Linked DNA regions of Homo sapiens: region 2 is linked to region 1. Evidence: chromatin contacts called from ENCODE Hi-C or POLR2A ChIA-PET data. All regions are on one chromosome and are shown on one strand. The core of a region is the stretch at or near the end of the contact, and the rest is flanking DNA. Distances in the headings are between cores, read along the strand shown. Region 1 overlaps LOC105378802 (a long non-coding RNA gene). Region 2 holds the start of LINC02238 (long intergenic non-protein coding RNA 2238).

Region 1 (7,009 bases), core at 2,799-5,298:
AAAATATGAAATAATGAATGCCAGGCAGTGTGGCAGTCATTTGGTAAGTACTATTACTATGTTTTACCAAATCTTCTGATGAATATACTGAGTCATCTAAGAAACCAATGACATGAGCCCTGTAAAGAGTGGAGCCAGAATTTTAGACCAGGTTATTTTAATTACAACAGACTTTCCGATATAGCATGCCACTGACTTAAAGAAAATGTTTCATAAGTCCAAGTCAGAGGAATGATAATCAGCTTGAGAGTTACAAATGGAAATCAATCATGTACTTTCCTATAATTCTACTTATCAATGACATAAAATAATTTGAAATATGCACACTGATTAGGTTTGTGTTACAGTTGAAGTATACTGACGAAGTCGCTGTTATCCTGAGATTTTATTTTTATAAGGGAAATAGTACAAAAATAATAGATGGTTTTAAAAAGTGGTTACTGTCAGGAAAATAATAAAATAGTAACATGACAGAAAGTAATGGAGGCTGCGTTACTCAAAAGAGGCCCTGGTCCAGACCCAAAAAGAGGGTTCTTAGATCTCATATAAAAAAATAATTAGAGGCAAATCCATAGAGTAAAGTGAAAGCAAGTTTATTAAGAAAATAAAGAATGGCTACTCTATAGGCAGAGCAGCCCCGAGGGCTGCTGGTTGCCCATTTTTATGGTTATTTCTTGATTATATGCTAAACAAGCAGTGAATTTATTCAAGAGCTTTCCAGGAAAGTGGTGGGCAATTCCTGGAACTGAGGGAGGATCCCCTTTTTAGACCATATAGGGTAACTTTCTGACATTTCCTTGGCATTTGTAAGCTGTCATGGTGCTGGTGGGAGTGTTTCTTAGCATGCTAATGCATTATAATTAGCGTATAATGAGCAGTGAGGATGACCAGAGGTCAGTTTTGTTGCCATCTTGGTTTGGCAGCTTCTTTACTCCAAACTGTTTTATCAGCAAGGTTTTTATGACCTGTATTTTGTGCTGACCTCCTATCTCATCCTGTGACTTAGAATGCCTAACCTCCTGAAAATGCAGTCCAGCAGGTTCCAGCCTTATTTTACCCAGCCCCCATTCAAGATGGAGTCACTCTGGTTCAAATGCCTCTGACAGCTGTGGACTCTTTATTTTAGGCCTGAGAAACTTCTACGAGATCTAAATAACAAGTAAACTCTAGCTATGAAGTTATCTGCATGATGAACTTTGCAAGCAGAAGGCACAGCAAGTGCAAATGACCTAACTAAGAGCAGTGTTGGAGAATTTCAGAAGCAAGCAGAAGGCATGTGCAACTGGAGAGTTCTGTGTAAGAGTGAGCTAATATGTGTCAATGAATCTACTGAAAATAATTTTCTTTTTTAAAAATGGAGAGATTTTATTTGAGTACACAATTTGCAAACCAGGGAGATACAGCCTTCACTATGAAAATGAGGAATGCAGATTTGTTTGGTTGTGATTGGTCAAAGCAGGTCACAGTGTATTGTCTAGTCCAGGAGGCTAAATGATATTTTCCAGCCATTGTTTCAGGTGGCATAAATAGGACACAGCTATGAAAGTCCCAAAGTTATGTGAGCACGTGGGTTTTCTGGGAACACATGGTTTATGTGTGACCTTTAGTGAGTACATGACCATTGCTTCTATTCTGAATTTAGCCTCAAGGACTGACTCTTTCAGGGTTTACCTATGACATGAGGTCCTGAGAGGAAGGCTGAAGCCAGATTATACAAGCCATAGCAAGGCTTGAATTTTATGCCAAACTCAACAGGAAATTACTGAAAGGCTTTAAGCAGGGGATGACATGGGAACATGTGTATTTTTTAAAAAGATTCTATGAATGAGTAAAAAATTACGTATGCAGGTAAGAAGAAAAGATCCAAAGCTCTATCAGTGAGGAGATTATACAATAGTGAAAACAAAACAATGATGGTAGGTAGAACAAAAATGGGGAAAGGGAAAAAACTACATGTATTTGGTACTCTATTAGAAAGGTAATGTCAAAAAGACTTGCCAATAGATTAGATACAGAGAGTGAAGAATAGAGAGTGCTTTGTCTTGGATGTTTTTGTTCTCTCCAAAACTCATGCTGAAACTTAATCCCCAATGCAACAGTAATGGAAAACACGGCTTAATGCAGGGTGTTTAGATCATAAGGGCTTCACCATCATGAAAAATGTGATACCAGTACTAAAAGAGCTTGTGGGAGTGGGCGCACTCTCTTTTGCTTTTCTGCCATGTGAAGAACAGTGTTTCTACCCTCCAGGGAATTTACCCTCTAAGGCACCAACTTGGAAGCAGAGACCAGGCCCTTACCAGACACCAAACCTGCTGGTTCCTTGGTCTTGGACTTCTCAGGTACAGAGCTGTGAGAAATAAATTTCTGTTCTTTATAAATTGCTCAGTCTTAGGAATTCGGTTATAGCAGCATAAACAGACTAAGATAAAGAGGGAGGACCTAGAAGGACTTTTAGTTGTATACATTAAAACCAAAAAACCTTGAATTCAAATCCAGGATATGCTATGTATTAATTCTGAGACCTTATTCAAGCAATTTGTCTTCTATTAGCTTCATTGTCCTCATTTGCAAATTGAGACAATACTTACGTTTAGATAAGAAAAATAGATAGATTTAAATAGCACTAAAAGAGGCCAGGCACGGTGGCTCACACCTGTAATCCCAGCACTTTGGGAGGTTCAGGGGGGTGGATCACCTGAGGTCAGGAGTTCGAGACCAACCTGGCCAACATGGCGAAACCTCATCTCTACTAAAAATACAAAAATTAGCCGGGCATGGTGTTGGGTGCCTGTAATCCCAGCTACATGGGAGACTGAGGCAGGAGAATCACTGGAACCTGGGAGGCAGAGGTTGCAGTGAGCCAAGACCGTGCCATTGCACTCCAGCCTGTTAACAAGAGCAAAACTCAGTCTCAAAGAAAAAAAAAAAAAAAACATACTAAAACAAATCATTAGCACAGTGTCAAGTATATAGTGAACTTTCAATAAAGGTGATATTAGTATTAATATTATGTTTACTTCAAACTGAAAAGTACCAATGGAATTCATATTTTTGCTGGAACCATGATTGTCTCTCGTTGTCTCAAGTCTGTTAAAAACAAACAACAAGAGAAGTTTTATATCTGAGGTAAATGTAATGATGTAGTTTTATACAAACCTTTATGGTGGTGTATATTTGGGTAAGACAGCATGTATCTCTGCATAACAAGAGAAATATTAGAGAAACTTACAGGGAAGAGTTTTTCTGGGTAGTCCTGTAGAAAATGAGGTTTAAAAAAAAAAGAGAAGGACATTCTGAATTGAAGGAACAGCATCAACAGAAAGACTACAGAGAAAAGTGCTTGATGCGCTTCCTGGATGGAGAATAGACCAATGTAATGAGTGCTGAGTGTCGCTGACAGAGGAGCAGAAGGGTGAGAGATAAGGTAGGTAGACAGGGACCCTGCTCTGCCCATGTTTGTTCGGCTTCAAGGTAGGCTGAGGCAAGATTTGTAAAGGGCTTTGAAAGTGTGCTATGAAGTTAGGAGTTATTCCCACAGGCAATGCAGTGTCAGAGTAATCAGAGTTTTAAGCACGATAAAATTGATGTTTTAAAAATATTACCCTTTTGGCTGTTGAAGCTGAAGTCAGAGTAAAAGCTACTAGAGCAGTAAAATGAGTTCAGAAACTGCAGGAGGTTTTTTTACTTTTTTTTTTTTAGATGAAGGTGGAAGTGGTACCTACTCGATAATTATTAAGCATATAGAGTTTTTGTCGTGCTTTATTTCCCTCATAGTCAGTCATGGGCGAAGTCAAGGTCAAAAAAACAAGTCAGGGACGTAAACCCAACCCACAGCTTCGGATTCTCGGTTCAATACTTTATGCAGCTAAATAATGTGAAAATGTGCCTGGATGCTGCCTGATAGAGGGAAGGTTCCATTTTTAATATGTAAAACTTACCTTTGTATGCACGAAATAAATTATAAGAGCTGTGCCACTTTAATCAATCTGTTTTGCTAGAACTAGGCTCTATAGCTATTAAAAGACTTCTACTTCCGGAGACTTCCTCATGCCATGCAGCTTAGTCATGCCTCCTTGAGCACATGGAGGCATGAATAAACTTTAAAAGAGAAAGAGGAATATGCCTTCACTGGTTTTGTAAACACAGCAGCCAATGTGTTTGCCTAAAGGGAGAGATCTGCCACTTTGTACGTTAAGCCTGAGTGAATTGCAGGGCTTCTAGACAGATACTCAGGAAATACATCTGCAAAGTTTTAAAATAAAATCATTACCCTATTTCCAGGGCACAAGATATATAGGGCAGCTGGCTATTTGGAAACAAAGGGTTGAAAGGTTCAAACGGAATGGTTTGTGCCTTTCAGGATCATTTGAGTCCATGGAAGTGGCTTCATACAAAGATCTATTTTTTAAATGAGGAATCAAAATTAAAGTAATCAAAGTGCTGTGCACGAGGTCAAATGGTTAAGTGGAAGACCTTCAGCTGCAACCCTGGCCTCATGATGACACATGCAGTGGGTTTTCTACCCTGCTACTTAACATGTTATGAAAACAGGGGCAGTGATTAAGCATGCTTTCACCCTGCCTTCTGATTGTGCGACTACACCCAAGAATGATATCTTCACTGTGTGTTTCCCCTCCTTGCTTCCTTCTTTCCACGGAGAAATACATTCTTTATAATTTCAAACTAAACTTTCTATTAATTTACACATGCATTGACTCATTTATTCATCAAACATTTATTATGGATCTATAAGTTAAGCACAGTGACAAAATCTCCAAGGAGGTCATAATTGGGAGATAGAGGAAGAGAGAAAGATATTAAACATTTAATCATCAGGGAGTATGAACAGTATTTGATTTTTTTTAAAGAACAGGAGAAGCAAGAATGATTAACAATTATTCTTACCCTTTAAATTGCAGAAAACATACTGCTTAAGATTCTGTTAAGCCCACAGGAAATAACCAGGCTGGCATATTTAGATTCATTTTCAAACTTTGACATAAATGAAATGAGATGTCCCCCCCAAACACCTGCTGGCCTGCCAAAGTTTGAAACTCTCATAATTTGAGACATTAAATTATTAGACAACAAAAGCAGCAACATTATTGAAAATGAGTGAATCCCAGTTAAAATCACATTAATTCACTAGCAGGATTCATTTACTTAGATTAAATTGTTGATAGATCAGACTCTTCAAACATCGATTATGAAAAAGGTGACCTCGGTGAGCATTTGGACTGTCAGTAGATTCATCTTAAACACTTTTCTCTAATGTCTTAAAAAGAAGTTCTCAATAGTTTGCTGCAATAGAAGCATGACAAAGGATCTTTGAAATAAATCAGGTTTTAGAAACCTGTCCCTCTCAAGAGACAGGAAAAAATGATGTGCTTATCCTTTCCCTCAAACTACACAAGCACAAATCACCAATACAATAAACTACTTAAATTTAAAAATCTACTCACTTCCTAAAAACAGGGTAATTAAGTCTCATTTCAATTTTTATACAAAGAATTTGCTATGGCCTGATATCATAAAACCTTGAAGTTATAAATAAGTTACTATTTACCTGTGAGAGGGACTTTAAAAGTGCACAAGAATTTCAAGTTCTTTTCAATGCTACTTTCTTCTGATTCTTTCCACTTAAAATGAAGTAAACAAAGAACAATATATAAGCAAAAAGGAAAAGTATTTGTGCTCAATCTAATATACTAAATAATACATTTAGTTTTATGGATGACTTCTCTGTTGAATTCAAAATATTATATTTATACTTTTTCTTAAAATCTTGAAAGTTTCTGTTAACTTTTGTGCATGCCACCTTCTTCAAAGCTTGCTATGTTTTAAAATATCAACCCTTAGATGATAAATAGAATTGAATAACCAAAATAGGAGGATACTTCATACTTGATTTAAAATTAATCTTTAGTCATTATCATTAAAACTCTTTTCTAGTTCTAAGGAGAAACTTGTTCAAGGCTTCTGATAACCGTATCTCTGAGGAGGAGAAAATGGTGGCTTCCTTAGAGTGAGAAAATCCACTGGCGCTCATAGGGTCTGGGCCTTATCATGGGGCATCAGACATGGACCAAGAGACACGAATCTAACAGCACTGAATTGGAGGGTGGATGGAGGGAAGGCCAAGGTTACACCCTTACCTTTTCAATGTCTCTAACTCATTAGATCTTTTTGATCCTGTACTTCTGTGGCCTTATTCATGTCTGTCTTATCTGATGAACTCATTAGCTTAATTACTGTCTGTACTAGCATTTGCCAGACCTTACTACTATGAAATGAATTTCACAAAGTTTGACCCAGAAGCTATCTGCATCAGAATCACCTGAAAACTTGTGACAAAGGCAGGTTACCACAGACCTACTGTCTGAAGATGGGTCTGATAACCCTTTATTTCAAACCAGCACCCCAAGTGATTTTCTTCCAAGATTAAGTTGGAGAAACACTGATTTTACAACATGAGAAATAGTTATTCTAGAAGTTGGTATCAAGCCTTTGGCTGCAAAATCTGAACCAATACTTTACTGAACTCTCAGCTTATTGATGACATTTCCTATTTCCCTTTTAATGATACAGAAATAGCATAGCTATGGAAATGATGGGCTTTAGAGTAAGGCAAACCCAAGTTCCATTTTGCCTGTCTTTTCACCCATGGAAGAGATAAATCAATGCCTCCTCAAGTGTTTTGGTTATTGTCTGTCTTCTACAGGAGATAAAACGCCATGAAAATAGTGTTCCAGATCAACTTTCTCTGTATCCTCAGCATCTCAGACAGCCAACAGAACATAGTAATTGCTCAAAAAATACTTGTGAGTTTATTGCAGATGTTAATTTGATAAAATTTGTATATAAAATTGTAATGGGACCTGAAAAGTAAACTTAGCTATTGCTACTATTACTACTATTATTATTATTACTTTAAAATATGAGAAGTTTCAAAATAAGATAAATTAGTCATAACAGATATGTAGACTCTGGTTCTCTTCAGAAGAAA
Region 2 (7,009 bases), core at 2,637-5,136, 81 kb after region 1:
CAAAACTCGGTCTCAAAAAAAAAAAAAAACCCAAATCCGTGCCCTCTAAATTAAAATAAAACATTACAAAAACATAGGTCTGAATTAACTTGTCAATAATGTAGCCATTAATATTGAATATTTACTATTAACATAATCAGAATGAATCTGATACGGTTCGACTGTGTGCCCGTGCAAATCTCATTTTGAATTGTAGCTCTCATAATTCCCACCTGTTGGGAGAGAGACCCTGTGGGAGATAATTGAATCATGGAGGCGGTTTCCTTCATGTTGTTCTCACGGTAGTGAATAAATCTCATGAAATCTAATGGTTTTATTAAGGGGAAATCCCTTTCACTCGGCTCTCTCTTTTCACCTGCCACCATGTAAGACATGCCTTTTGCTTTCTGCCATGATTGTGAGGCCTCCCCACCTACGTGGAACTGTGACTACATTAAACCTATTTTTCTTTATAAATTACCCAGTTTCAGGTATGCCTTTATCATTAGTGTGAGAACAGGCTAATACAAAATCATCTGTGTGACTATGGGTTTTTTGTTTGTTTGTTTGTTTTTTGAGATGCAGTTTCACTCTGTTGCCCAAGCTGGAGTACAGTGGTGCAATCCTGGCTTACTGCAACCTCTGCCTCTCAGGTTCAAGTGATTCTCCTGCCTCAGACTCCTGAGTAACTGGACTTACAGGTGCATGCCAAGATGCTCAGCTAATTTTTTGTATTATTAGTAGAGACTGGGTTTCACCATGTTGGCCAGGCTGGTCTCAAACTCCTGACCTCAAGTGATCCACCCACCTCAGCCCCCAAAATGCTGGGATTACAGGTGTGAGCCACCATGCTCAGCCTTCTGTGTGATCATATTTAAAACAAACATGGAAACACAAAGCAAAATTAAAATAAACAAACAAAAACAACAGCAACACCAAAAGAATGACCTCATTAGTTTTAATAAGCTCAAGAGATGGTTTCCATAATTCTATACTAAGACCACAAGTATCACTGGAAATATGTTGTTGAATATGTACTAAACGCCAATAATAATTATGCCATTCTTCTTCTTCAGCTGTTCAGTTTGAAATAATGTTGGGTTTACTGAAAAGTCACAAAAAATATTAGGGAGAAATTCCATATACCATACACTCAGATACACCTATTTTTATTTTACTACATTTGCTTTATAATTCATATAAATATATATACATCACACTTATACATAAACACGTCAATGTATGACCATTTTATTTATCTATATATATAAATAGTTGTTCAAGTTTATTTTTTATTTTTGCGCCGCTTGAGAATAGATTACAAACGTCGTGTAACCTTATCCATTAATACTGTAGTATATATTTCCAAGGAAGAAAGGTATGTTTTGTATTTCAAAATAAATTAATTTAACATTGATATGTTTACCTTATCTATAACCCACATTCTAATTTTCTCAATAACTTCTTTAGATTAACTGAATAAGTCTCCATGAGCACAGGTAATAATAAATAAATGCATAACCAACTAACTAAAGTAGTTAATTAACAATGAAGAAAGGAATGTGGATAAATTGTAGAATTAGATAAGCAACACTTTGCAACCAACATAGTAATAATTGATATGGGCAAGAATTTAAACAGAAATTTGATAATCACATGGGGAAAAAAGTCAAGCAAATTGAGCAAAATTGACATTACCAGACAGACATCACATACCTCCAGATAAAGTACCCTAAAAAAAGGACACAACAAAGTTTTTGTGGTATTTCTACTGGGAAGCATAAATCAAACTTAATCATGAAATAATATTAAATCATTTATTTTTTAAAAGAAACTTGTAGCAACATCAATTCAGCTGTTATCATCCTATTTTCTAGGCCTAGCACCAGAGACACTTTCCAGAGAAGAATTTGACTTTTCTTTTGCCCCAGACTGGCAAGCATTTAGCATCACGCTGGATGCAGATTATGACTGAGCTCTGGAAGAATTCTTTAAGGAATCAGAGTGGTAGTTGCTTATAATACTCAAGGTCTGTGACTTGTAGGCCTTTTCCTCAACTTGGAGAACGTAAACTAGAAAATAGGAAATTAATAGTTCCTAAAAATAGGCATATATTGCTAGCCATTTTCTCATTAATAATTGTTCCAGAGACAAAAATTTCAACCAAAATTTGCTCAAGCAGCATGTTGTATAGATGGAGAATGTATATGATTCTACCCGTCTGTCAAATTCATAAGTAAAACGACACTCTGCCATGCAAATTAAAACAAACATGCAATGCAGAGAGTGGTTAACTATATTCTCCCCTTCAAGTATATCATAGTCTTATGCACTTGAAAGGAGAATATCACTAAAATTATTTTGAAAATAAAAGTATATCTTTCCAAATCAACATTCTTGTGTATTTATTGAACACCTGCTTACCTGTCAGAGGACTGTAAACTGTACTGAGATCACTATTTAAACCAGTTATAGAGATTACCGTTGGAAGTGGAGAATCAGTTCTCACCAAATACTCTGAGTTAATATTCAAGTCAGCTCATACTTTCTAAGATTATTAAACTAACATCTTCCTACAAATAGCTTATTCTCATCTTTCATTAGGAGGAAAATTAGTCCTGAGTCCTCCTACCTCCCGGTACCTATCACTCACCTCTTAGTACAATGTTAGATCCTGGGTCCTTCTATCTTTCTGTACCTGTCACACTTATTTGTCGTGGTTTGGTAGCGCTTAAGAAAATAATAGAATGCAGATTACCTCTGTTTTATATTTATAATGAAAACTGCATTGTGAGTCTGGTCACTGGTCAGTTGTACAATACCCCCTTCCTATATGATTTGGGGGATTTAAATACTGACTATGACCTGCTGAGATTTGGGGTTGTGTAATTTTTTTTCTGCTTCTTTGGCTCTCTCTGGGTCTATTATATTATGACTTGTTTGTTCTCTGTCTGTCCTCTGCCTGTCACTTAAGACTGAAACGACACCTCTTATGCTAAACTGATAACATCAGTATGTGCACCTTTCCTGAAGTTTAAATATAGACCTCATGGCTATACTGTATTTTTAATAGATAAAAATTATTCATTCACTGTAATTACTAAGTGAACTTTTAATACAGGCCATTTCCCTTCTTACCCTCACAGCAATTACCCGCTGTATATGACTGAAAACAATAGCATCCTTTTAAAACCAAAATGGCGATTGATACATATTAGATGCAGAACTATATTGTTTGCAGGTTAGTAACTGTGGGAAGACTGTATTCTTATCTGTTTAATTAATGATGTAGGCTTTTATATTTGGCTTTCATAAGAAATCTGTTGCCTGGTAACAGATTTGCCTGTGGGCTCCCAGAAGAAGCTGGGCTTTCTAAGCAAAGCACCCTGTTGTCTTATAAATAGGGCAGTAAAGCTTGCTCAGACATGCCTTAGGCATTCAGCAGTTCTTTTCCTGTACAAGTATCTGATTCCAGCTGGGAGGTTTCCTTCACCAGACACACTCAAGTGGACAAAGAAAAAGAATAGCCCCAATTTCCATTTTAGCCTAATACTATGAAGAAAGAGAAGAGACCAGAGAGATATTTGTTCTCATTTCCCAAACTGGCAAAATAAACTACTTTAGAGAAGTATTAATTAGCTGAAAATAAAAATCAATTATAATTCCTGGACATTTAGCTTTAGGACAAACTAAAGCACAGTGGGACAATGGCAAGCAGTGTAATCAAAACAGAAACACTGAAAAAAATCCTATTTATAAAAATGGATTCTATAAGTTATGTATCTCTGAGCACGAGAAAAGGTTTTGTTCAGTCGGGGTAACTATCCCCTAAGCTACCTTTTATCACTTGTATGAAATTACCTTCTATTTTTTTCTGTACAGCTATTGGTTGGTTTGCTTGTTCTCTATGCCAATACAAGTTCCAAGAGGGTAGGATGCTTTCCCTGTTTTTCTTCATCTATGCTCACAATACCTAGAACAGAAGATGACACAGGTATGTGCCCAGTAAGTGCTTTCTGAATAAAAGTACTTTAAATAGTCTATGAGCTCTTTAAGGACAGAGGCAACGTAAAATTCCAAGGTTTTTTTAATTGGTTTTAGTTTTGTTTTATTTTTAAATTTTCACTGCCCAGCACATGATTGTTTTTCAATTAAGTTCTATTAAATGAATGGTAGCATGAGTGAATGGATGGATAGCTGAGTGGGTGGAGGGATGGATGGATGGATGGATGAATGGATGGATGGGATGAATGAATAAATGAAGAAATAAATGAGTGAATGAAGAAAAGAAAGAAGGAAGGAATAATGAAACCTCTTTCCTGGTGAAAACTGAGTTAAAAGCTACTAACATAAAAGGACACCATCTAGTGGTGACTAAATAACAACAGGTGAAAGTAGAAAGCAGACAGTACTGAGGACGTGCTCGAGAAACCAATTTTGACATAATCACTAAATGACTGTGGGTGTGTGGAAGGATCAAAATTGTTGCCATATATTCTAAGAATTTACTATAATTCATATAATCACTAAAATCTGTTTCAAATACATATTTTTACCATTTTAAATTTAGCTACTACTTACTGAGTGCTTAATATATTCTAGGTACTATTTTCAAATTATTTCTAATCTTTAACATATATCTTCTTTCATTCACACTGAGAAAATTAAGACAGGCAAAGACTAAGAGATTTGCAAAGCCTCCATATAAACTAAGTAAAATATACCTGTGCTGTGTAAAATATACCCATGTTTTGCAAAATAAATTGAGGAGAAGCATTCTATATATATATGTATTTAAATGATATCAAAATCCAAGTAAATGTTAAGGGTCTAAAGTAAATTTAATATTTAGAATTTACCTGCAACATGGAAAAAATATTGACCATAAAAATGCTAAATCTTTCTTTATCTTAATATCCTGGAATATTTACTTAAGAAGGCAGAAAAATCTTACAAGAATTATATACTAGGTAAGCATGTGTGATGTTTTGTTACTGTTGTTATTGTTATTTTTGTTTTTTGGTATAAATAGTAAAGATTTGATGTCTACATGAAGTACACATAAAAAGTTTAGTCAAATTTTTGGCAAATTAGAGCATTTATTAAGAATGGTTAAAGTCTCAATTATAGAGTATCGAATTTTGGGGGTACTATTAAATATTTCAATACTACCTTCAATTCCTTTAATTACTGCTTAGAGATTTACTAGTAGTTATTTTGTAAAGGGGAGGAGCTTTATAAACAAATGTAAATGACTTTAATGTATCCTATGCTAGCACCACAGCAATGATTTATATTAATATCACGTGTCTCAAAGTAAATAATACCTTCTTTTTCTTAAGGCAAGAGTTATTTCTTAAAGTACATTTGTATTTCTAAGCTACATAATTGGCTCTGTTAAAACAGTGGAATAGAAAGAAGTGAAAAATTAAACTCATTTAATAGAAAATATTTTCTCTGTTCTTGAAAATATCTAATCACATCATATATACTAGTGTTGCAACCTGCATGAAGTAGCAAGTAAAATACCCATCTTTCTTTCTATACATTTATAATAGTTCGCTCCCAAAATAGCCATTTTGTTGCAGCTGTCATGTTGGAAGCACATCAACTTACTAGCAAGTCTAGGAGGGGATAGTAAGAAACGATGGCAAAGCAATGGTTTCAGAAATATAATGTCACAGATTGAGCCACGTGAAACAGAGCAACCCAACTCATTTAATGTAGTATAAGTAAAACTGTTTTATATAAATTTATTTCTTGAAATTCAACTCTTGATTTTGAAGCAAAGCCCATAATCTAAAACTCAGTACCCTCTAAAATGTTATAATACTTTATCATTTATACCATCTGGCCCTTCTGAAAATAGGAGTCTTTCTTATTCCTGGAACTCATAAATCTGTTCATTCAAATATATATCATCATTAATAAGTAATTAATAAATATATATCTATCAAATAAGACTAAAAGTCTTCATTTGCTTTTATTATGCCCTTAGTGATACATCTTTGTAATGCTAAATAAGCTGCTACAGTAGTAGTAGCACTAAGTCATTGTGGTTAAGCATGCAGACTAGAATCAGGCTGCCCCAGTTCTAGCACTTGTTAATATTGTGACCTTAGCATTACCATTTTGCATTTTCACAGGCTCATAAAATTAAGATAATAAAAATATATCTGTCTTATGGGATTGCTCTAAAGATTAAGTAAGACCAATGATGTGAGGTATCATTATTAGCTAATTCCAATAGGATAAAAGTAGCATATAAAATATTTTTGGTATATTCTACAGAAAATAAACTTACTCAATTTAATCTAACTGAAATTTTACAAAAGTCATGGGCCTTGTAGTTTACTTCACATGTAGATACCAATCAAGAAGCAATTTGTCAAGAAAATAGCATGAGCTAGTTCTCTTAGAATCTAGATACCATATAAGTGCATATATGAGTTCAATAACAAAAAGTACCAATACTCAATTTTATTATGATTGAGCTAGAATTGTGAGCCCATTTTTCACAGAACAAAAACAAAAGTCAGATAGGAAGAGTAATTGTAAATGAAATAAGCATTTCACAGAGATCACTTAGATCAAGGACAAAACAAAATTCTAATACCTGGTACCAATTTTCTGAACTTTAAATAAAACCAATTTTTTATACTGGGCCATGAATATTTCTTCCAAAGCATATTTCCTCCAAAAATATTTCCTCTGAAACAATAATAAAAGGCAGGGAGCCAGGCATAGTTGTGCATTTTTAAAACTGTCAAGTTGTAACTTAAAAGAGTAATCCAAATTAAAAAGAGCATTTCAGAAAAAATAGTTTATTAATCCATAGTTAAGTCTCTTCTCTAGTCATCTACAGATGAGTATTTTGGAAAATTTCAATTCTTTTCAGTTATCAGATCCTTGATTTTAGACAATACTTAGTATTTGCAGACATTTATGCCAGTTCACTTGTTCGACACAGAAGGCTAACAGACCACCAATATTCATGGTCTTCTACAGTATAACATTTGCTGTCTCTCTC

Evidence for each region. A loop is a pair of places that touch in the nucleus more often than their neighbours do. ChIA-PET counts read pairs that join two places held with the same protein, here RNA polymerase II (POLR2A). Pooled maps may share reads with other maps.
Region 2: a loop to region 1 is called in a map of endothelial cell of umbilical vein, with 2.2 times the contacts of the local background. The contact joins the promoter of LINC02238 here to the enhancer-like site in region 1. A Hi-C loop is called at or near these places in 2 of 168 maps with a recorded cell type or tissue (Calu3 and endothelial cell of umbilical vein) and 1 of 50 pooled maps. POLR2A ChIA-PET finds 5 or more read pairs at or near these places in 1 of 52 experiments (MCF 10A).

The regions. Positions count from the first base shown.
Region 1 is chr1:73,589,488-73,596,496 of GRCh38, forward strand. LOC105378802 (a long non-coding RNA gene) reads right to left here. Exons shown (of 3, transcript XR_001737793.1): 3 at 5,570-5,642. Among named protein-coding and RNA genes, the nearest start is that of LINC02238, 82 kb to the right of the region's middle. Within about 2 kb of position 4,049, at least 7 of the 41 ENCODE cell types and tissues checked have a DNase peak (open chromatin) inside an H3K27ac peak, as active enhancers do; they include endothelial cell of umbilical vein, where a contact is called at or near this core.
Region 2 is chr1:73,670,793-73,677,801 of GRCh38, forward strand. LINC02238 (long intergenic non-protein coding RNA 2238) reads left to right here and starts at 3,887. Exons shown (of 4, transcript NR_146300.1): 1 at 3,887-3,984.